2 separate regions of the Homo sapiens genome follow, and region 1 is linked to region 2. The links are chromatin loops, found by intact Hi-C in ENCODE. Cell type or tissue: Caco-2. All regions are shown on one strand. Each heading gives the region's core, and the rest is flanking DNA. Links, peaks and the distances in the headings are about the cores only.

The links. Peaks named below come from ENCODE experiments on the same cell type or tissue, not always from the same donor. Only the 100,000 strongest peaks of a DNase experiment are listed, where the experiment ranks them.
Region 1: a loop joins it to region 2, with 4 times the contacts of the local background. A loop is called at or near these places in 5 of 110 quality-filtered maps.

Annotation. Positions count from the first base shown.
Region 1 is chr7:101,436,995-101,449,177 of GRCh38, forward strand. COL26A1 (collagen type XXVI alpha 1 chain) reads left to right here. Exons shown (of 13, transcript NM_001278563.3): 3 at 10,690-10,793. Among named protein-coding and RNA genes, the nearest start is that of COL26A1, 80 kb to the left of the region's middle. RefSeq lists enhancers at 1-637, 1,512-2,471. In Caco-2, for the core only: a CTCF peak has its summit at 3,586 (motif pointing left); DNase peaks (open chromatin) are centred at 3,587 and 5,657.
Region 2 is chr7:101,501,421-101,513,603 of GRCh38, forward strand. All of the region lies in intron 3 of COL26A1 (collagen type XXVI alpha 1 chain), which reads left to right. Among named protein-coding and RNA genes, the nearest start is that of LINC01007, 61 kb to the right of the region's middle. RefSeq lists enhancers at 2,170-2,859, 2,860-3,549, 5,868-6,627 and a silencer at 6,040-6,159. In Caco-2, for the core only: CTCF peaks have their summits at 6,545 (motif pointing left) and 6,744; a DNase peak (open chromatin) is centred at 6,531.

The sequences.
Region 1 (12,183 bases), core at 1,275-9,274, 65 kb before region 2:
TGAGCCACTCCCAGACTGAGACTGCATCCAGGCACCCTGTTCGTTGAATGCTTCGTTCTTTCCACCAGTCTTCACTGGGTGCAGACGATGTGCCTCGCTCTAAGCTAGGCAGGCGGTGTAGCCAGTGGCTCCGTGGAGAAGGATGTCAGACAAATAATTACATACATGGGTGTACAATCATAAGTGCTTAGAAGAGAAGTCTGGGTACTTTGAGGGTGTAGATTGAAGAGGCCCAGCTTGCTGTAGGGTGGAAGGGACCGAGTGTGGGCTAGTCAGGGTGGGCTTCTAAGAGGAGGCAGCACTTTCACTGAGCTCTGGGAGGCTGCATGACTTGGGCAGAGACAGAGCACATGCACACAGGGCCAGTGGAGTCCTGAATGGGGGCGGAGTTCCGAATGGGGGGCGGAGTTCCGAATGGGGGCGGAGTTCTGAATGCTGGTGGAATTCTGAATCGGGCGGAGTTCTGAATGGGGGCGGGGAGGAGCTGGTGGCCAAGGAGAGGAGGAGGGATGGCCAAGGTATACAGTAGCCAGATGGCAGAAGTCCACAAGGTTAGGCTTAGGATTTGGGTATTGTCCTAAGATTTTTTTTCTTTTAAGAGACAGGGCCTCACTCTGTTGCCCAGGCTGGAGTGCAGTGGTACATTCACAGCTCGCTGCAAGCTCAAACTCCTGGACTCAAGTGATCCTCCTGCCTTAGCCTCCCAAATAGCTGAAACTACAGGCACGTGCCACTACACCCCACTAATTTTTTTTTTTTTTTTAAGAGACGGGGTCTGGCTATGTTTCTCAGGTTGGTCTAAAACTCCTGGACTCAAGCAATCTTCCCACCTCAGCCTCCCAAGTACGTGGGGACTACAGGCATGCACCACTATGCCTGGCTAATTTTTAAATTTTTGGTAGAAATGGGGGTCTTGCTATGTTGCTCAGGTTGGTCTTGAACTCCTGGCTTCAGGTGATCCTCCTGCCTTGGCCTCCCGAAGTGTTGGGATTACAGGCATGAGCCACTGTGCCTGGCCTTGTCCTGAGATTGAAGAAAAGCTAGGAGAGGTTCAAGGACATTTCTGCTTTAAAAACGTCACTTGGAGCTGGGCGAGGTGGCTCATGCCTGTAATCCTAACAGTCTGGGAAGCCGAGGCGGGCGGATCACCTGAGGTCGGGAGTTGGAGACCAGGCTAACCAACATGGAGAAACCGCATATCTACTAAAAATACAAAATTAGCCAGGCGTGGTGGTGCATGCCTGTAATCCTAGCTACTCGGGAGACTGAGGCAGGAGAATCACTTAAACCTGGAAGGTGGAGGCTGCAGTGAGCCGAGATTGTGCCATTGCACTCCAGCCTGGGCAACAGAGCGAGACTCCGTCTCAAAAAAAAATAAACAACAGTAAAAACAAACAACAAAAAAGCATCACTTGGGAGAACCAGAGAGGGAGGGAGGCAGATGGGGTATATGTGGAAAGATGGGGTATATGCAGTCAAGGGTGGGGTGAAGGTTCAGGGCTGGCTCCTCCACTTTCTGTTGGTGTGGACCAAGTCCAGCTCTGCACCTACCTGCCGCACAGTCTCTGGTGGACTCAGTGTTTTCATCCATAAAATGGGACAGTAATACTCTCAGGTGTGAGTGGGCCGAGTACGCAGGCATTCAGTGGCTACAGCCCCCTTAAGTTCCCCTTTCTTTTCTTTTTGTATTTTTTTTAGACAGTCTCAATCTTGCGGTCCAGGCTGGAGTGCAGTGGTGTGATCTCAGCTCACTGTAACTTCCGCCTCTCGGGTTCAAGCAATTCTCCTGCCTCAGCCTCCCAAGTAGCTGGGATCACAGGCGTGCACAACCACGCCTGGCTAATTTTTGTATTTTTAGTAGAGATTTTTAGTAGAGATGGGGTTTCACCATGTTTGTCAGGCTGGTCTCGAACTCCAAGACGATCCACCCGTCTGGGCCTCCCAAATTGCTGGGATTACAGGCGTGAGCCACAGCGCCCAGCCCCCTTTCTTTCCTGAGCTGATTTTGCCATCCTTAAAATGGGCATGTAGAACATTTTCCAGGGACCAGTGAGGGGCTCGCCCACCTTCAGCTCATTCCTGGAGTCTGGTGGTTTTGGCAGACAGACTCTAGGAGGACCACCCCACCTTGGGGTTTGTTTGGACCCACACCAGGCTGAATGTAATACCCAGGAAAAGCCTCAGCTCTGCATCCTGAAGGGGTGCCAACAGACCCAGGAGAGCCAGATCCCTAGTCAGTCGATTGATAGTGATATGTACCTCCTGGGTGCTGGGCAGATGTGGTGGGAGACCTTAGAAAGGCTTCCTGGAGGAGGTGACCTAGAGAGAGACAGAAAGAGAGAGAGACAAGAAAGACCAGCCCCTCAGAGGGCAATAGGGTGAAACCCCGTCTCTACTAAAAATACAAAAATTAGCCAGGAGTGGTGGTGCGCACCTGTAATCCCAGCTACTCGAGAGGCTCAGGCAGGAGAATCACTTGAACCCAGGAGGCGGAGGTTGCAGTGAGCCGAGATTGTGCCACTGCACTCCAGCCTGGGCGACAGGGTGAGACTCCGTCTGAAAAAAAAAAAAAAGAGGTAAGGAAACTGGTGTGCTGGAGATTTGTGAGAAGACCAGTGTGGCTGGAAAACAAAGTCACCTGCGAGGCCAGGGAGGACACCAGATCAAAGCAGGCAGAGCCCGTGGGCCATAGAGTGGACTTGGTGACCACTGGAAGTCATGGATGGATGGGGCTGCTCCACCTTGGGGAGAATCCAGGCATCAGAGGCCAATCTTGTTTTTGCCTCCAAAATCTAAGAGTTGTTAAAGTCTTAGGGGTAGGAGGGACAACACCCCGCTCCAGAGCTGTGTGGCACCTGGCCGGGACCTTGTTATTGGCCCTTAATGTTCCCACCAAGCAGCAAAGTTGACACTACCATGTGGCTGGGGACTCTGCAGGGAGCCTTGAGGAAGATGAGTTCCCTCTTGGAGCCTGGTGTCCTCAACTGAGTGCGGCCTTAAGGCTGACAGAGGTTAAATAAAATATGTACACCCTGTTTTTGAGGGAGGGCAGTCCCTAAACTGGATCTGCATTTTAGAAAGTTTGCCTAGGCCAGGGGCAGTGGCTCACGCCTGTAATCCCAGCACTTTGGGAGGTCAAAGTGGGCAGATCACCTGAGGTCAGGAGTTCAAGACCAACCTGGCCAACATGGTGAAACCCCATTTCTACTGAAAATACAAAAATTAGCCAGGTGTGGTGGTGTGCGCCTGTAATCCCAGCTACTCAGGAGGCTGAGGCAGGAGAATCGCTTGAACCCGGGAGGTGAAGGCTGCAGGGAGCTGAGATCGCGTCACTACACTCCAGCCGGGGCAACAGAGCGAGACTCTGTCTCAAAACAAAAAAACAACAAAAAAAGAAAGTTTGCCCAACTGGACCCTAGCGGCAGGGGCTGGCAATTCTTCATGGGGACAGGAGGCCAGCCTCCCTCGGGTTTTTTTCCAAGACTGGGGAAATGGGCCACAAATGTGGAACCTGTCTTGGGCATTCAGGTGAGACTCAGGGGGGCTACCAAGCTGAGTCTTGGCCGGTTGGGATGGTGACACAGTGCCACCTACTGGTGTGCCCCACGCCTGGACTTGGCAGCCATCAGGTTCCAGAGTGGCATGGGCCAAGCCCATGGAATTCAGAATGAGGGGCCAAGAAAGACTGTGGCCAGGAGCGGTGGCTCATGCCTGTAATCCCAGCACTTTGGGAGGCCAAGACAGGCAGATCACCTGAGGTCAGGAGTTCGAGGCCAGCCTGGCCGACATGGTGAAACCCTGTCTCTACAAAAAATACCAAAATTAGCTAAAATTAGGTTAAAAATACAAAATTACTCCTGTAATTGCAGCTACTTGGGAGGCTGAGGCAGGAGAATTGCTTGAACCCGGGACACAGAAGTTGCAGTGAGCCACGATTGCGCCACTGCACTCCAGCCTGGCGACAGAGAGAGACTCCGTCTCAAAAAAAAAAAAAAAGAAAGAAAGAAAAAGAAAAAAGAAAAGAGCATCTCCAGAGGGATGAGCTCAGTTTCTGAATCAGGGGCCCGAGATCAGTCCCTGTGTGTAGATGAGAGGGAAAACCTTTGCCTGTACTGAACGAACACAAATTAGTATTACTGGGCTCTGGAACCAATTCTGCCTGGGTTCAGATCCCAGTTCCACCACCTTGACAAAGTTGCTTAACCTCTTTGTGCCTCAGTTTCCTTGTCTGTAAACTGGGAATAATGGCCTCTGTTGTTCTCAGTCAGCTTATGTAAACCACTCAGTACACTGTGAGTCTGCAATTGAAGCTACTATTATATTTATATATTTTTTAAGACAGAGTCTCCCTCTGTCACCCAGACTGGAGTGCAGTGGTGCAATCTCAGCTCACTTCTATCTGTGTCTCCCAGGTTTAAGCGATTCTTGTGCCTCAGCCTCCTGAGTAGCTGGGATTACAGGCGCCCACCACCATGCCCGGCTATTTTTTGTGTGTGTGTTTTTAGTAGAGATGGGGTTTCACCATGTTGGCCAGGCTGGTCTCGAACTCCTGGCCTCAAATGATCCACCTGCCTCAGCCTCCCAAAGTGTTGGGATTACAGGCGTGAGCCACCGTGCCCGGCCTATCATACCTACTTTTATTGTTCTCATGACCATCTTCATCATTCCAAGTGTGGATTGAAGTGAGAGTGTCTGGTGCATCTGGAGGGCTCCCGCCTGGTGGGTGAGGGCCAGAGGTGTCTGTGTGAGGTGGAGGAGGGCCAGCACATTTGGCTCAGCAGCCCGGACTCTCTCCTGATGACAGTGGGGACGGCCGAAGGGTGTGGGTTGGGAGGAATGAGGTCAGGTCTGTATTTTGCAAACCCAGCATCCATGCACCCCTCCTGCACTCACAGCCTTACACCAGGCATCCTGGTCTCCCTGGTATCCTCATCATACAGACCAGGAAACAGGCTCAGAGAGGTTTAGGTACCTGTGCAATGTTGTATAGTGAATTAGGGACAGAGCCCAAATGCCAGGCTTGCACTCCTGAGCCCAGGGCTCCATTGATCCCATCGTGCAGAGGTTAAGGGAGGGACCTGATTTTTTGGCATCAGCTGTGCTCAGCAGGGTGCAAACAACAGCAGCTTGGCCCTTGCGCCTGCCCCGGGCCCTGGGTGGACTCTGTAGTTTTTCTGGTCTCTCGTAGTCGGAAGACCATTTCAGGAATTAATTTTAAAACTGCCATTTTTAATCTAAACAAAAGCTCTCCTCTGTCCAAGCTGGGCCTGCTTTCGGCTGGCAGATCTGCGGCAGCAAGAGGGTTGTGAGCCCTTTCTGTTTTTCTAGGTCTTTCTTTTTTTTTTTTTTTGAGACAGAGTCTTGCTCTGTCACCCAGATTGGAGTGCAGTGGCACGATCTCGGCTCACTGCAACCTCCGCCTCCCGGGTTCAAGGAATTCCCCTGCTGCAGCAGACTCTGTCTAAAAACAGAACAAAAGATATGGCATAGAAACATATTTGGGGTTGAAATATTTTGATTTCCTTCCTTATCTGCCATGCGATGTTATGCTAGAGCCTGGTTGGAAAGCCAGCCACATCATATAGGGTTAAAATAGAACCTGTGTGATGAGGCTTTGTGGTTTGAAAGGCGTGACTCCCCAGGCTCCTTAGATAGGAATCTGGGCAAGAGAAGAAAACGGTCAGAGGTTAGTCCTCAGGTATGTGAGCGTGTTTAGTGTGTTAGTGTGAGGCTGAGTGTGTGTTTATCCAAGCGTGTGAATAGGTGCATGTGTGTGTACATAATTGCGTACAAGTGTGTGACTGTGAGTGTGCATGAGTGAGTCTGAGGGTGCTGAGCACGTGTTTGTGTGAGTGCGTGTGTGGAAGTGTGCACGAGTGTGTTTGTGCGAGTGTGCAAGCACGAGTGTGCACACGAGTGTGAGAGAGCAAATGAGTGTGTGACTGTGTGAGGGTGTGCGTATGTGTTAGTTTGTGAGAGCTTGCAAGTAAGTTTGTGCAAGCGTGTGAAGGTGTGAGAGTGTGTGAGGGCACGTGTGTCCTCACATGGGTATGTGAATGTGTGTGCATGTATGTGAGTGTGTGTTTATTGTGAAAATCGTGTATTTGTACTCATCATCGCATACCAGAGTCACTTGCTGTAAGGAGGGGTGACCTTGGAACTAAGGCTCTGCCACCTCTTTCCAACCCCCCATCCTGCACTGGATTGCCCAGTTGCTCCCAAAAGCTGGGGGCTTTGCTCTCCAGCTCACAGCTGTGGGCACCTCTCCTGGTCATCTCCTACCTCCTGTCCCAGCTGCACACAACCACGCTACCCCCAGATCTCCAGGGGGAAACTGGTTTGCTGGAATGTTTATGAAACACGAGTGCAGGTTTTTGCTTTTTTAAAAAAGAAATGAGCGTAACAGGATTTTTCAGATTCAGAGCTGTACTTCTGAAATCCAGTTCTCCACTCGTGTGTTTTCCTGTCAACAGTGCGTCTCCAAACGTCGCGCCTGCTGCTACCAATTAATTCATGATTGTTTCATTCACCGATTAAGTTGCTCGATGTCAGCAGATTTAAATTTTGTGAAGTTATGTAGTTTTGTCTTCAGGGGGACATTGTGCAAACTTGATCAAGCAGCAGTTATGACAATGCACGTAAAGTGAATAATAAAAGCTGAATGTGTCTCCCTTATGAAATTTGGTCATGCATTTTATATTCGCGATTCTTGGAGTGTGACAAAAAAGCATCCAACTTATGTGTAAGAAAAATTTCGAAACTGTGGGAGTGTGAAACTTTACGATGGGATTCACAGCATTTTGCAAGAATTTTTTTTTTTAATTCCTGCAAGAGTCCCACTACTGTATTCCAAGTTTTTTCTTTTCCTTTTTCTTTTCTTTTTTTTTTTTTTTTCAGAGACAGGGTCTTGCTCTGTTGCCCAGGCTAAGTGCAGTGGTTCGATCATGCTCACTGTAGCCTCAAAACTCCTGGGCTCCAGTGACCCTCCCACCTCAGCCTCCCAAGTAGCTGGGACTACAGGTGTGCACAACTATGCCGGGCTAATTTTTTTATTTTTATTTTTTGTAGAGACAGCATCTTGGTATATTGCCCAGGCTGGTCTCGAACTTCTGACTTCAAGCAATCCTCCTGCCTCGGCCTCCCAAAGTGCTAGGACTACAGGTGTAACCCCTACTCCTGGCCGTGTATGCCAAGTTTTCTTCATTGAAGTGTCTCGCTCTTCTCAGGATGATGACACAGTTTTATAAATCTATGACCGCAATATAGCACAAAGTGGGTGTTCAATAAACCCACTTTGGGTTTATTGTTGGTGAATCAACCAAAAGAAATTATAATTGGGAAAAAGGTCAGAGTAGATGATAGTTGAAAATTTTGCAGGTCCTGCTAATTTCTTTCTTCCTTCCTTTCCTTCCTTCCTTTCTTCTTTTTTTTTTTTTTTGAGACAGAGTTTCACTCTTGTTGCCCAGTCTGGAGTGCAGTGGCGTGATCTCCACTCACCGCAACTCCGCCTCCTGGGTTCAAATGATTCTCCTGCGTCAACCTCCCGAGTAGCTGGGATTGCAGGCATGCGCCACCACACCCAGCTAATTTTTGTATTTTTAGTAGAGATGGGGTTTCTCCATGTTGGGCAGGCTGGTCTTGAACTCCCGACCTCAGGTGATCCGCCCACCTCGGCCTCCCAAAGTGCTGGAATTACACGCGTGAGCCACCGTGCCTGGCCCCTTTTCTTTCTTTATCATCTTGGTCAGTGTTCAGTGTTCAGGACACTTTCCCCTCACAGGTGGCCACACTTGGAGAGTTGTACAATGGCAGAGCTAGAGGGGACTTTATTTTTTATTTTATTTTATTTTGTTTGTTTATTTTTTTTGAGATGGAGTCTCACTCTTTCACACAGGCTGGAGTGCAGTGGCATGATCTCGGCTCACTGCAACCTCCACCTCCCAGGTTCAAGCTATTCTGCCTCAGCCTCCTGAGTAGCTGGGACTACAGGTGCCTGCCATCATGCCTGGCTAATTTTTGTATTTTTAGTAGAGACAGGGTTTCACCATGTTGGCCAGGCTGGTCTCGAACTCCTGACCTCAGATGATTCACCCACCTCGGCCTCCCAAAGTGCTGGGATTACAGGCGTGAGCCACCATGCCTGGCCAGGTACTTTATGTTTACTATTATTTTTTGTTTGTTTAAATTTATGGGTTACAAGTGCAACCGATATATTGCACAGTGGTGAAGTCAGGGCTCTTAGGAAATCCATCACCCACATAATGTACTGTATTAGACTGTTCTTGTGTTGCTATAAAGAAATACCGGAGACTGGGTAATTTATAAAGAAAAGTTTAATTTGGCTCACAGTTCTGCAGGTTTACAAGCATGGTGCCGGCATCTCCTTGGCTTCTGGGGAGGTCTCTGGAAACTTTCATTCACGGCTGAAGGCAAATTGGGATTAAGAGAGTGAGGGGGCCGGGCGCGGTGGCTCACGCCTGTAATCCCAGCACTTTGGGAGGCCGAGGCGGGCGGATCACGAGGTCAGGAGATCGAGACCATCCCGGCTAAAACGGTGAAACCCCGTCTCTGCTAAAAATACAAAAAAATTGGCCGGGCGTGGTGGCGGGCGCCTGTAGTCCCAGCTGCTTGGGAGGCTGAGGCAGGAGAATGGCGTGAACCCGGGAGGCGGAGCTTGCAGTGAGCCGAGATCCCGCCACTGCACTCCAGCCTGGGCGACAGAGCGAGACTCCGTCTCAAAAAAAAAAAAAAAAAAAAAAAGAGAGTGAGGGGGCACCAGGCGCGGTGGCCCATGTCTGTAATCGCAGCGCTTTGGGAGGCCGAGGTGGGCGGATCACGAGGTCAGGAGATCAAGAGCATCCTGGCCAACAAGGTGAAACCCTGTCTCTACTAAAAGTACAAAAATTAGCTGAGAGTGGTGGCATGTGCCTGTAATCCCAGCTACTTGGGAGGCTGAGGCAGGAGAATCGCTTGAATCTGGGAGGCGGAGGTTGCAGTGAGCCGAGATCGCGCCACTGAATTCCAGCCTGATGACAGAGCAAGACTCCGTCTCAAAAAAAAAAAAAAAAAAAAAAAAGACAGTGATGGGGGAGGCGCCACACCATTTTAAATAACCAGATGTCACGTGAACTGAGAGCCAGAACCCACTTATCACCAAGGGGATGGTGCTAGACCATTCATGAGAGGTCTGTCCCCTGATCTAATCACCTCCTACCAGGCTTCACCTAATGCTGGGAATTACATTTCAACCTGAGATCTGGAGTTTGGACAAATATCCAAACCCTATCACATACATTGCATTCATTACCTACCCATCCCTTTCCATGTCTCCATTGTGTACACATTGTTTACCTCCCTCTTAGAGAACATATGGTATTTGTCTTTCTGTGCCTGGGTGGTTCATGTAAGATAACAGCCTCCAGTTCCATCCACGTTTAGATCACAGCTGATACAGAGAGGGATGGCGACTTGTGCAGGGTCACACAGCTGTCACTGCCCAAGGGGTTCACCTTGCCTGCTGCTTAGACACAGCTGATTTATCAAGACAGGGGAATTGCAATAGAGAAAGATGGCCGGGTGCCATGGCTTGCTCCTGTAATCGCAGCACTTTGGAAGGCTGAGGTGGGTGGATCACTTGAGGCCAGGAGTTCGAGAGCAGCCTCACAAACATGGTGAAACCCTGTCTCTACCAAAAATACAAAAATTAGCTGGGCCTGGTGGCACACACCTATAATCTCAGCTACTCCGGAGGCTGAGGCAGGAGAATCGCTTGAACCTGGGAGGCAGAGGTTGCAGTGAGCCCAGATCGCGCCACTGCACTACAGCCTGGGCAACAGAGTGAGACTCTGTCTCAACTAAAAAAAAAAAAAAGAGAGAGAGAGAGAAAGAGTAATTTACACAGAGCCGGCTGTATGGGAGACTGGAGGTTTTTATCACTCAAATCAGTCTCCTGAGCATTCAGGATGGAGTTTTTAAAGACAATTTGGTGGGTAGAGGCTCGGAAGTTGGGGAGTGGTGACTGGTCAGGTTGGAGATGGAATCGTAGGGGGTCGAAGTGAGGTTTTCTTGCTGTCTTCTGTTTCTGGATGGGATCATAGCACTGCTCAAGCCAGATTACAGGTCTGGGTGGTATCAGCTGATCCATCGAGGACAGGGTCTGCGAAATATCTCAAGCACTGATCTTAGGTTTTATAATGGCGATGTTATCTCCAGGAGCAATTTGGGGAGGTTCAGACTCTTGCAGCCATAGGCTGCATGACCCCGTAAACCATAATTTCTAATCCTGTAGCTAATTTATTAGTCCTACAAAGGCAGACTGGTACCCAGGTAAGAAGGGGGTCTTTTTGGGAAAGAGATATTATCAATTTTGTTTCAGAGTCAAACCATAAACTAAATTTCTTCCCAAGATTAGTTCGGCCTACTCCCAGGAATGAAGGAGGACAGCCTAAAGTTAGAAGCAAGATGGAGTCAGTTAGGTCTGATCTCTTTCGTTGTCATAACTTCCTCCGTTATGATTTTTGCAAAGGCATTTGCACAGCCAGTGAACACGGACCCCGGCAGTGGTTTCCACGCCATGGGGGCCTCCCGGAGCCCTGGCTGGGCAAAACAGCCTGGCCCATCTTTGCAGCAGTGGGGTCTGGAGGTGGGTGGGTGGGAGCTCATGCCCCCCTGACGCTGTCTGTGTGTTAGTTACAGGACTCTGATCAGACCCACCTACAGAGTGTCCTACCGCACGGTGACGGTGCTGGAGTGGAGATGCTGCCCTGGCTTCACCGGGAGCAACTGTGATGAGGGTAAGTTGGCAGGCACTTGGGCTGCAGGGGGCCAGGCGTGGGCCAGGCTGGAGTTTCTCCCTTCTCTGGCCTCCTCCTGCAAGCAGCTTTCCTTTCCTCCGTAGCTTGAAATCCTTTCCTTTTCCCAATCGCCTCTGAAGCAAATGTTCTGTATCGGCCTGGCCAAACCAGGATGAAGCTGCCCGCCCTGCCCGTGGGCACCGAGGCAGGTCCTAGTTTGCACTGGTTGGGTAGTGGAATACAGAAGCCAAAAACAGCACTGGTGCCAGGGGAAGGGATTTGATTTCTAGCCGGTTTCTTCCACTTTTGGCTCCGATGCACCCAGAACCCCTGGGGCAGGCAGAGTTGGATATCTGGGCTCTGAGCAAATGCGGATGAGGTCCCACCAGCCTTGAGGCCACGTATTTTGTAGACTGAGACAGAGAAGCTGACCGGTAGCTGCAGATAGACGTTCACCCAGCTGCTTTCTGCCTTTCTGCCCTGTTGGTGTTTAGCCCGGGGGCCTGGGCTCAGCCTGGCTCTGGAGCCTGAGAGGGTCACATAACAGCACTTAGGTGGGCCAGCAGTGGCAGACAGAGCAAATCCCCCTTCACTGCTGGCCAGGGAAATTGAGTCCTGCCTAATGAACAAGTTTGCAGCCCACCTTGTTCCCCAGCATGGCTGGATGGGTCTGGAGGCTGAGGCTCAGCGGTCAGATTTTTCTTCTTTTTCTTTTTTTTTTTTGAGACAAGGTCTCACTCTGTTGCCCAGGCTAGAGTGGAGTGACATGATCATGGCTCACTGCAGCCTCGAACTCCTGGGCTCAATTGATCCTCCCACTTCACCCTCCTGTGCAGTTGGGACTGTAGGTGTGCACCACCATACCTAGCTATTTTTTTGTATGATTTTTAGAGACGGGTCTTGCATTGTTGCTCAGGCTGTCTCGAACTCCTTGGATCAAGCGATCCTCCCACCTTAGCCTCCCAAAGTGCTGGGATTACAGGTGTGAACCACCTCTCCCGGCTGGAGGGGTCAGTTTTGTATTTGGAAACAGTAGCTGTCTCCCACCTTCGCTTTCTGACAAAATTCTTCTCTTCTCTGTCATCTTGTTACTTACTGATTTGATAGCAGGATCTATATGCTTTGAGTGTAAACTGTCTAAAGAGCTCTTTGGGTTACAAAGAATAACGCAATTGACAGAAATAGAGACTCTGACAATTGCTTCAGGGGGCCTCTGGCCCACAGCAGAGCTGAAGGAAAAAGGCTGGGATGCCAGGGAGTCCGACAGGTGCCTCTGGTCCTGGTTGATGAGGTGCCTGATGCTGGCAGGGGAGGCTGGGCTATCCTTGTTGGAGGTTCCAGGGCTGACTTGGACCCTTCTTTGGAGAGGAGCAGGAAGGACCTCCAAGGT
Region 2 (12,183 bases), core at 1,568-9,567:
AAGGCCAGGAGGAGCTCAGAGGTGAGACTCCTTGAAGATAGCCAGTTTCTTCAGCTCCAATATCTTCCCCTGCTTCTTCCATATTCACCAGACACCGCCTCCAGGAAGCCTTCCCTGGTCTGTCCAGATGGAAGCCAGGTTCCTCCAGGAGCTGCCCCTCTTTTCAGCCCTTGTCACTCTCTGCCTGTTGTTTCTGCCCCAGGCCTGTATCCTTTGCGCTGTGTCACACTCCATTTGAGCAAGATGGCCACTGGGTTCATCCCCATGGTGCCCAGCACAGGGCTTTGTCCAAAGGGGTGCTCAGACTCTTGGAGGTGCATGCTCATAGAAAGTATGTGTGTGTGAGTGTGCGCCATGGGCTGTGTGTGTACATGAGCTGTGTACAAGCGTGGACTATGTGTGCAAACACAGGTTGTGTATACAAACAGCTGAGTTTGTGTGCGTGTGTGTGCATGCATGGGCCCTGTGTATACATGGGCTGTGTGTGTGCATAGTGAGTACATGTACATGGGCTGCGTGTGCAGCTCCAAAATCTTCCGCCCTTTCTTCCGGATTCACCAGACACCTCCTCCAGGAAGCGTTCCCTGGTCTTTCCAGAGATGGAAGCCAGGCTCCCTAGAAAAATCTAGTTCAAAACTATGCTTGAAGGCCGGGTGCGGTGGCTGACGCCTATAATCCCAGCACTTTGGGAGGCTGGGGCAGGCAGATCACCTGAGTTGAAGACCAGCCTGGCCAACAGGACGAAACCTTGTCTCTACTAAAATTACAAAAATTATCTGAGCATGGTGCCACATGCCTGTAATCCCAGCTACTCAGGAGGCTGAGGCGGGGGAATCACTTGAATCTGGGAGGCGAAAGTTGCAGTGAGCCGAGATCGCACCACTGCACTCCAGCCTGGGCGACAGAGCAAGACTCAGTCTCAAACAACAACAACAACAAACAACAACAACAACAAAAACCAGCTATGCTCAAGAAAAATACACACGGAATATATTGCCCCTTCCAAAGCCTTTGAGGTCATTTGGCCCAATCCCCTCTTGTTCTAATGGGGAAACTGAGGTTCCAAGAAGGGATTGGGCTTTCTATACTAACAGGTCCCAGACTCAGAAACTCCTGCCAAGCTGGAGGCTAAGGCCCCTCAGGGACTGGCAGGTGCTGTGGAGAACACAGGACCGGGGCCGGAGTTGGGCTGGAGCTGGGCTGGAGCCCCACTGTCAGGGGGGACCCAGGAAAGGGGCTGTTCCACTGCAGCCTGGGAGGGTGGCTGGATTGGGAGCCCCCTCATCTGACCCAGTGTGGGTGGGTGGCTCAGCCCATGGGAGTCTCAGCTCACAGGGTCTAGGGACGCATGCCCCCCTCTTGTTGCCATGCTCCCCAAGCGGCTGTCCAATCTCTTCTTGGGCACTTACAGGAACGGGCACTCCCTCCTTCCCGGGGCTGCCTGGCTCTGTGCTGAAAGCTCATTCTCTAAGGGGCGGGAGCTGCTCTACATGGTGTCCGCCCAGTGACTTTGGGTCCCAAGGTGGGGCCCATCTGCTGCCTCCTCCTTCTCAGGGTGAGCTGCCCAGTCCCTCTGTGGCTCCCCAGGGCCCAGCCTGCCTGCTGCCCCCAGAACCTTCTCCAGCTCATCTACCATTGTGAAGAATAGAGCCTGGGCCTCATATACGCAGTTACTCCTGTTACATGCCTTTGTTGTGATTTCTTCTCTCATCAGTGATGCACCTTCCTCCCAGGCCCCAGAACTGGGTGTTGGGGCAAGGTCTGTGGGGTCCCCTCTCGCCTCTGTTCTCTAACAATGCATGGTGCTGGTGACAACAGGACGGTCACCACCTCCTGGTTTGTATGTCTCAGAAATGATGGTTGGAAAATGAAATATAAACAGCACTTCTCAAACTGTCCCACGTGCAGGAGTCACCCTGGGGGGTCCTATTTAAATGCAGATTAGGATTGATAGGTCTGGGACAGGGCCTGAGTGTCGCCCTACCCTGCCCTGCCTTGTCACCCAGGCTGGAGTTCAGTGGTGCGATCATCACTCAATTGCAGCCTCAAATTCCTGGGCTCAAGGGATCCTCCAGCCTCAGCCTCCCAGGTAGCTGAGACTACAGGTGTACATCACCACACCTGGCTAATGTTCGTATTTTTTTAGAAGCAGGGTCTTGCTATGTTGTCCAGGCTAGTCTTGACCTCCCGGCCTCTGGTGATCATCCCGCCTCAGCCTCCCAAAGTGCTGGGATTACAGGCGTGAGCCACTGTGCCCAGCTAAGGGTCTGCATGGCTCACAAAGCCCCAGCACTTGCGGACAGGGGGTCTGAACCACACAAGATTGCCTCAAGGGAAGGTGCTGGAACTTTTGTTTCAGTCCTGAAGTCACAGGCACTGGTCAGGTTTGTGAGCAGGGAGGTGACACCTCCAAGGGACATGAGTAGGGAGCAATGGCCATTCTCCTCCTTGGAGAGTCCCTTGTTAGAACCTAGGCCTGCCACTTCCTGTTTCACAGTAGTTCAGTATTTACAGTAACTTCCAGGAAGGGGACCATGTGTCACGCCTGAGCTGACCCTTTCTCTCTGCTGCGAGCTCAGGATGTGGGCAGGCGACCCTGAGCCCAGCAGGGCCCTCCATCTGCAGGTGTCCCCCAGCTCCCCAGTGTCCCTGAGCTCACTACCCCAGCTGAGCCCCAACACCTCTTTTTTTTTCTTTGGGGACACAGTCTTACTCCATCACCCAGGCTGGAGTGCAGTGGTGCAATCTCGGCTCACTGCAACCTCTGTCTCCTGGGTTCAAGCGACTCTCCTGTCTCAGCCTCCTGAGCAGCTGGAATTACAGGCGCGTGCCACCACACCCCACTAATTTTTGTATTTTTAGTAGAGACGGGGTTTCACCATTTTGGCCAGGCTGCTCTCAAACTCCTGACCTCAAATGATCTGCTCGCCTCGGCCTCCCAAACTGCTGGGATTACAGGCATGAGCCACGGTGCCCGGCCCACTGGCACCACCTCTTTGCCCCATGCTGACCCCTCTCATGTTGGGATTAGGGACCAGGGCCAACCTCCTCCCCTGTCTATGCTCGCCTGATTCGGGGACTTCCGCCTCGCTCCTCTCCACTCCAGAGGCACCAGGGCTTCTGTCTGAGCTGTGACCCCAAAGTTGCTGTTGACAACTGACATGTGTCCCGGGTCCTGTGATTTAGAAAACATCTCACCTCTGCCTCCGCCATCTCATTGGTCCTTCTCCAGGGCACCCAGAGGCTGGCATTGTTATGAGGATTTATGTGAATTTTTTACTTCCTTGTCGTCCACACGATGCTGCTGAGTTCAGAGCGATTCAGTGAATTTTCCACCGTCACCGGCCATGAAAGGCCAGAGCCTGGACTCTTGGTTGTTGCCCAGACTGTGTGTGTGTGTGTGTGTATGTGTGTGTGTATGCCTGTGTGTGTCTGTGTCCATTTATGTGTGTGGGCTGGGCACGGTGGCTCACGCCTGTAATCCCAACTTTGGGAGGCTGAGGCGGGCAGATCCCTTGAGGTCAGGAGTTCCAGACCAGCCTGACCAATATGGTGAGACCCCATCTCTACTAAAAATACAAAAAATTAGCCGGGTATGGTGGCGAACGCCTGTAATCCCAGCTATTCCAGAGGCTGAGGGAGGAGGATGGCTTGAACCAGTGAGCAGAGATGGCGCTATTGCACTCAGCCTGGGTGAAAAAAAAAAGTTATGTGTGTGGATGAATGCACGTGGGTCTGGGTGTGCACGTGTGTAGATCCATGTTGGGTGGGTGTGCCCGTGTATGTGAGCACTCTCTGTGATTGTGCAGAAGTGTGTATGTGTGTTGTGTGTGTGCATGACTGTGAGTGTGCATGAATGTGTATGAGTGTGTTGTGTGTATGCATGAGTGTGATGGGTGTGTGGGCACTCTGTGTGTGCATGGGTGCATGTGTGTGCCTAGGTGTGTGCATGAGTATGACCACTCCATGTGTGTGCATGACTGTGAATTTACTTTGTTTTTGTGTGTACATGAGTATGTGTGTATACTTTTTTTTTTGGATGGAAAGAGGAGTTTGTTAAGGAGTATTAACTCACAGGATCACGAGGTCCCACAATAGGCCGTCTGCAAGCTGAGGAGCAAGGAAGCCAGTCCGAGTTCCAAAGCTGAAGAACTGGTAGTCCGATGTTCGAGGGCAGGAAGCATCCAGCATGGGAGAAGGATATAGGCTGGAAGCCTAGGCCAGTCTAGTCTTTTCACATTCTTCTGCGTGCTTTGTGTTTTGGCCACACCGGCAGCTGATTAGATGGTGCCCACCCAGATTGAGGGGGGTGGGGTCTGCCTTTCCCAGTCCACTGACTCAAATGTTAATCTCCTTTGGCAACACCCTCACAGACACACCCAGGATCAATACTTTGCATCCTTCAATCCAATCAAGTTGACACTCAGTATTAACCATCACAGCTGCCTTCTCTTATAAGACGGGGAAACTGAGGCCCAACAGCCCAGAGATGGACAGACACTTGCCTAAGATGACACAGTGGTATTACAGACTAGACCCTGAGTCTCCTGGTCCCTCCCAGCTCGTTACACCTTCGAGGACCCTAGGACAGGAGAAGCCACACTCTAAGCTAGAACCCATCCTCACACCACAGCCCTTGAATTCTCCTTCTGTCCTTTCCCTCTGCCCGAATGGGGTCAGTGGAGGGAATGGACTCTGGGTGAAATCACACCCATTCAGAGCCTTTGGGACAAATATTTGAGAGTCACCAATTACCTGATCATCAAAGACATGCCTTTAACTTCCTGACTGTCCCGGTTGTTTGGGGCGGCCAGGAGGCCCCCTGGAATCCCTACTGTCACTGGCATATTGCAAGCACATGTTTTCTGCACACAGAGCTGCTCACAATAAACCAACGCTGAAAAGCACATTAAAATGAATCGGAGAAGAGAGAGTCACTTTGTAACATGCTTTATTTTATTTTGTTTTTGCCTTGGAAAGGAGCATGTTTTGGCTGCCAATGAAAGAGCTGGTGGGGGCCTCTTAGCAGAAACCAAACGGGTCCAGATTAGACCTACCCAGCCCACCCCCTGGGACAGTGGCTCTGGCTCCAGGGAGCTGAGAGGGGCCCCGAGACCAGGGGTGAGCTGCAGGGCTGGTCTAGAAACTGGAGATCCCGGGTACCAGCCCTGAGCTCTGGGACACTGGATCCCTTTTCTCCTTTTACCTAGCCTCCGTGTTCCTAACTGCAGAAGAGATTCCCTGACTGTATTTGCTCCTTCTGATTAGTCAGTGGGCACCACGGTCCCTAAGGAGAGTGCATTTCTCATAACAGCTCTGCAAGATGGTTTGGACCATCCGGGGATTTCCAGCCAGAGTGCTGTTATTTTGCATGGATTGGTCACAAGCTGAGATTCATACCTTTCTGTCCAATCCCTCTCCAACTTCCCTCTTAGGTGTGCTGTCTGCAGCCTTCTCCTCCCTGCACACATCCAAAAGCAACTCCTCCCCACTCCCTAGAACCACTCCTTTTTTTTTTCCCCCTCACTCTATTGCCCAGGCTGGAGTGTGGTGATGTGATCTCGGCTCACCGCAACCTCCGCCTCCCGGGTTCAAGCGATTCTCTGGCCTCAGCCTCCCGAGTAGCTGGGACTACAGGTGTGTACCACCACGCCTGGCTAATTTTCGTATTTTTAGCAGAGACAGAGTTTCACCACGTTGGCCAGGCTGGTCTCAAACGCCTGGCCTCAAGTGATCCGCCTGCCTCGGCCTCCCAAAGTACTGGGATTACAGATGTGAGCCACCGCGCCCGGCTTTGCCTAGAACCACTTCTAATTCTCCTTGCTCAGTGAAAAACACTACTCCGTCTAGCCAATCTGCCGTTGAAATCAGAAACCTCAAAGCCTCAACTCTCTCCTTGTGACCCTGTTGCAAGGGATCCCCAACATCCCGTGGATTCTTCTGTCTCTACAGCCCTCTCTAATCCATCTCCTCTTTTCTGCCCCTCCTGGCTTTGTTTTTTGTTGGGTGGGGGGAGCAGGAGACAGAATCTTACCCTGTTGCCCTGGCTGGAGTGCAGTGGTGTGATCACAGTTCACTGCAACCTCCACCTCCCCGCCTCAGGTGATCCTCCCACTTCCCCATCCTGAGTAGCTGGGACCACAGGCACACGCCACCATGCCTAATTTTTAGTGTTTGTAATAGAGATGGGGTTTCTCCGTGTTGCTCAGGCTGGTCTCCAACTCCCGGGATTAAGTGATCCTCCCTCCTCCACTTCCCAAAGGTTGGGATTACTGGCGTGAGCCACCACAAAGTGGCCCATTTTCTTACCTTAGATCTCACCCACCTATCAGAACTGTCTCAGCAACCTCCGGTCTCTCCCCACCAAGAGCAAGCAGAAATCTAAACATTCCCCTTCCCTGTTTGAGACCCTTCTGGACTTTCCACCCCACCTGGATATCAGCCAAATAGCACCGCCGCTGGTCCCTGTGGTTTCTTTGTGCAGATTAAGGAAAAAGCGCCCCTTCCTCAAGGCACGTGACTGCCATCTGCTGGAAAACTGCCGTAATATATATAAAATTATGAGGACCATGATATGATGGCGCCCTCTAGGGTTGTGCAAACACAGCATCCTGAATCCCACAGCCTCCTGGCTTTCAAGAGCCTGATGGCCCTCCAGCCTCATGTCTTCCACTCCTTGTGCCTGCTCACATCTTCTCTTCCACTGATCACAAGCTGTTTGAGGCTCTCCAAACACACTGGAGCATGGAGGTGGAGAATGTGGACTTTGGAGACAGAATCCCAGCTCCGTCATGTAACTGTTACAAAATTCCTTAACCTGGCCAGGCGCGGTGGCCCATGCCTATAATCCGAACAGTTTTGGAAGCCTAGGAGGGAGGATTGCTTGAGGCCAGGAGTTCAAGACCAGCTTGGGCAACACAGCGAGACCCCATCTCTACAAAAAATAGAAAAATCATCCAGGCGTGGTGCACACCTGTAGTCCCAGCTCCTCAGGAGGCTGAGGTGGGAGGATCGCTTGAGCCCAGGAGTTTGAGGCTGCAGTGAGTCATGATCACACCACTGTACTCCAGACTGAACAACAGAGATAAAACCCTGTCAAAAAAAAAAAAAAGATGATGGTCTTAACATTTAGGGTGGCATGAACCAACAACCCTCCCTTCCCACCCCTCCTTGATAAACAGATGAAACATTGGCCCCTCTCTCCTAAAGCATGCCCGGGCACAGAGAATCTTATTTACAGGAACCCTCAGAGGATTCTCCCATCACTCACGAAACCTGACCGTAAGGTCTTTCAGCTCAGATGAAGGAGGAGAGACCCCTAATCTTTGCTGGGTGTCATTTCACATGTGGAAGTGGTCACTTTTCAAATTCAGGTCTTTACCTTCCCACCTGTATTAGTTCGTTTTGTGTTGCTATAAAGGAATACTTGAGGCTGGGTAATGTATACAGAAAAGAGGTTTGTTCCAGCTACTCAGCCAGGAGGCTGAGGCGGGAGGATCCTTTGAGCCCAGGAGGTCGAAGCTGCAGTGAGCTATGATCGTACCACTGCACTCTAGTCTGAGTGAGGTTTACTTGGCTCACAGTTCTGCAAGCCTGGCACCAGCATTTGCTCAGCTTCTGGTGAGGCCTCAGGAAGCGTTTACTAGTGGCAGAAGGTGAAGGGGGAGCTGATGCGTCGCATAGCAAAAGAGGGAGCCAGAGATGGGGGAGGAAGAGGTGCCAGCTCTTTAAGACAACCAGGAGGCTGGGCATGGTGGTTCGTGTCTGTAATCCCAGCACTTTGGGAGGCCGAGGTGGGCGGATGATTTGAGGTCAGGAGTTTGAGACCAGCCCGGCCAACATGATGAAACCCACTTCTCTACTAAAAATACAAAAGTTAACCAGACGTGGTAGCAGGCGCCTGTAATCCCAGCTGCTCAGGAGGCTGAGGCAGGAGAATAGCTTGAACCTGGGAGGCGGGGGTTGCAGTAAGCTGAGATCGTGCCACTGTACTCCAGCTCAGGCTACAGACTGAGACCCTGTCTCAAAAAAAAGAAAAAAGAAAAGAAGAACAGAAAACAGCCTCTGATTCCCTCCCTCCTCCTTGCACCTAGAGCAATGGCATCTCACTAAGGCTGGTAAACTCACTAATGGGATGCCAGTCTGGCCAGGGATCACTGGTTCTTGCTGCCAGATGAAGAGTGGGGCTGCAGAGGTACAGGGCAGGGTTCATTCCCACCCCCAGAATGGTCTAGGCCCGGCCAACACGGGTGAGTTGAGGCCCCCAGCAGCTCAGGGTTTGGCTTCCTGGCCTCTTTCAGCACTGGGGGCTCTTTTATTTTTTTTTTGACGGGGCCTCACTCTGTCACCTAGGCTGGAGTGCAGTGGTGCGAGCTTGGATCACTGCAACTCCTGCCTCCCAGGTTCAAGTGCTTCTTCTGCCTCAGTCTCCTGAGTAGCTGGGACTACAGGTGTGCACCACCACGCACGGCTAATTTTTGTATTTTTAGTAGAAACGGGGTTTCACCATGTTGGCCAGGCTGGTCTCGAACTCCTGACCTCAGGTGATCTGCCAATCTCAGCCTCCCAAAGTACTGGGATTATAGGCATAAGCCATCGCGCCCAGTCTTTTTTTTTTTTTTAAGAGGGTCTCACTCTGTCACCCAGGCTGGAGTGCAGTGGTGCAATCATGGCTTACTGCAGCCTCCAATTCCTGGACTCAAGTGATCCTCCCACTTCAGCCTCCTGAGTAGCTGGGACTACAGGCAATCATCACCAAGCCCAGATAATTTTTGAAATTTTTTTGTAGAGATGTAGGGATCTCACTATGTTGCCAGGGTGGTCTCAAACTCCTGGGCTCAAGCAATCCTCCCATCTTGGCTTTCCAAAATGCTGGGATTACAGGCGTGAGCCACTGCACCCGGCCTCTCAGAGGAGCCTTTTAAAGATGTAAATGAGATCATGAAATCGCCCTCCCTGAAACTCAGTAATTCCGTTCACTGTGATAAAAGTCCCCTCCTGGGCCCTGCAGGTAAGGCTGCACCTCATCCCATGTCACACACACCTTTGCTCACTACCTGCCAGCCTTTTCCCTGCCTCAGGGCCTTTGCACCTGCTATTCCTGCCTTCTGACACAGCTGCAGAGACAGGGCGAGCCTGGGGCTTGGGGCTGAGTCAGGCTCACTGCAGCCTCAAATTCCTGGGCTCCAGTGATCCTCCTACCTCAGCTTCCCATGTAGCTGGGACTACAGGTGAGCACCACCATGCCCAGCTAATTTTTTAATTTTTTGTAGAGAATGAGGCTGGGAGGGGGTCTCACGATGTTGTCCAGGCTGGCCTCAAACTCTTGGCTTCAAGAGAGCCTCCTGCTTTGGCCTCCCAGAACATTGGGATTACAGGCGTGAGCCACTGTGTCTGGCTAATGGGGGCTTCTCTGAGCGAGCCACACAAGGTGATTCAGAGCACTTGTGCATCTCACTTTTTTCTTTTTCTTTCTTTCTTTTTTTTTTTTTTTTTTTTGAGACGGAGTCTCGCTCTGTCGCCCAGGCTGGAGTGCAGTGGCACGATGTCGGCTCACTGCAAGCTCCACCTCCCAGGTTCACGCGATTCTCCTGCCTCAGCCTCCCGAGTAGCTGGGACTACAGGCGCCCACCACCATGCCTGGCTAAGTTTTTTGTATTTTTAGTAGAGACAGGGGTTTCACCATGTTAGCCAGGATGGTCTCGATCTCCTAGCCTCATGATCCACCCGCCTCGGCCTCCCAAAGTGCTGGGATTACAGGCGTGAGCCACCGCACCCGGCCCATCTCACTTTTTTCAAAAGTATTCCCATCTGAGTTCAAGTCGACATCAGGTGGTGGCGCACGGGCAGAGGCCCTCTCCCTGCCTCCCTTGGCCTGGCCACACCAAACCCTTTAGAAGGCTTTGACTTGGGAAAGCATAACCCGCTGGACTCGGTTTCAGGGCTGGGTCTCCTGGATGCTCAATGTGAATGCTACTAACTGAACTCCCAGAACAAATCCTGATTCTCAAGGGCAAAAGTGGCCTGGCTGGTCCAGGGGCTGAGCCCTTGTGGGTTCCGTTAAGCTATCCTAAGAAAAGGCGGCTCAGAGCCCTGCTCTAGGCTGAAGGCAGACAGGACCTGCTGGTCCCTGGCCATGGTAGTCACCAAGCGCCACACGTGGACAAGAACGTTTCAAGTCCCAGGACATAGGATTGTCCCCTGATCTGGCCAGTGTGGCTGATAGTATTCATGTGACTACTTGCAACCTTACAAAAAGGGGCCCATCAGAAGTGTTTCCCCACAGGCCAACAAAAGGGAGGACCCCGGTTCTGCTGAAGTCCAATTCTGCCAGGACTGTAGGTGGGAGGATTGCATAAGCACGGGAGTTTGAGACCAGCCTGGGCAACATAGTAAGACTCCATCTCTACAAAACCCCCCAAAATTAGCTGGGCATGGTGGTGCACACCTGTAGTCCCAGCTACTCAGGAGGCTGAGGCGGGAGAATTGCTTGAGCCTACTTAGGAGTTTGAAGCTGCAGTGAGCTATGATCACACCACTGCACTCCAGCCTGGGCAACAGAGTGAGACCCTGTCTCTAAAAGTAATAATAATAAATAAAATGAAAGACACAACCGAATTCATAAGGCAGGAATGTGCTCTAGGTGCCCCAGTTACCAGAAGCTAAGGAAGCAGAGGGTTTCGCTGCTGGTGCTGTGGTCACCGTGGAGGTCGGGGTGGAGTGAGAATATTGGTCTTGGTTTACCCCTGAGTCAGCACAGGGGAGGAGGTTGGGCTCCTCTGTTGCTGAGTTAGGGCTATGACTTAGTGCAAGAGGCAACTCAGGAAAGCCCACTGGCTCATGGAGGCAACAAGAAAACTTGTCCATCTTCTGTGTACTCTGGATGGGGAAAATTTGGCTGGAAAAAATCAAAACCTAGCCAGGTGTGGTGGCTCACGCCTGTAATCCCAGCACTTTGGGAGGCCAAGGTGGGAGGATCACTTGAGACCAGGGGTTCGAGATGAGCTTGGGCAACATACTGAGAGCCCTGTCTCTACAAAAAAATAAAAAATTAGCCAGTGTGCGGCATGTGCCTGCCTGTAGTCCAAGCTACTAGGGAGGCTGAGGCAGGAGGGTCGCCTGAGTCCAGGAGGTTGAGGCTGCAGTGAGCTATGATCGTGCCACTGCACTCCAGCCTGGGCAATAGAGCAAGACCCTGTCTCAAAAAAACAGAAACAAAACCTTGGCCTCTACTTCCCACAAATTGGCCCTACCTCTGTGACCACCAAATATTCAGTTGGAGCTATAAATGATTTAGGCACAAACCCCCAAATAAGATAGCTATTCAAATCCAGCAGTGCACCAAAAAAGTAATAGGTCCTTACCATGTAGTTCTTCAGAAAATCTGTTTATGTAATCCACCTCATTCACAGATTAGAAGATAATAGAGTTTGATGAACTTCAACACCTATGCATGATGAAAACTCTTGCTAAACTAGGAAAAGAAAGAAGCTTCTTGGCACATAGATCCTGGCTGCTGCACTCCCCAGAAAGCATTGCACTAGTGTGAGACATTAAAAGCCTCCCTTTTTACAATTTTATTATTATTATTATTATTATTATTTTGAGATGAAGTCTCGCTCTGTCGCCCAGACTAGAGTGCAATGGCATGATTTTGGCTCACTGCAACCTCCGCCTCCTGGGTTCAAGCAATTCTCCTGTCTCAGCCTCTAGAGTAGCTGGGATTACAGGCATGCGCCACCACACCCGGCTAATTTTTTTGTATTTTTGTAGAGACAGGGTTTCACCATGTTGGCCAGGCTGGTCTCGAACTCCTGACCTCAAGTGATCCACCCTCCTTGGCCCCCCAAAGTGCTGGGATTACAGGCATAAGCCACCACGCCCAGCCTCTATTTATTTTATTTATTTTTATTTTTATTTATTTATTTATTCTGAGACAGAGTCGCCCACGCCACTGAGTGCAGCAGCGTGATCTTGGCTCACTGCAACCTCTGCCTCCTGTGTTCAAGTGATTCTCATGCCTCAGCCTCCTGAGTAGCTGAGACTACAGGCATGTGTCACCGTGCCCAGCTAATTTTTGTATTTTTGTATTTTTGTATTTTTTTAGTAGAGATGGGGTTTTGCCGTGTTGGCCAGGCTGGTCTCAAGCTCTTGGCCTCAAGTGATCCACCTGTCTCAGCCTCA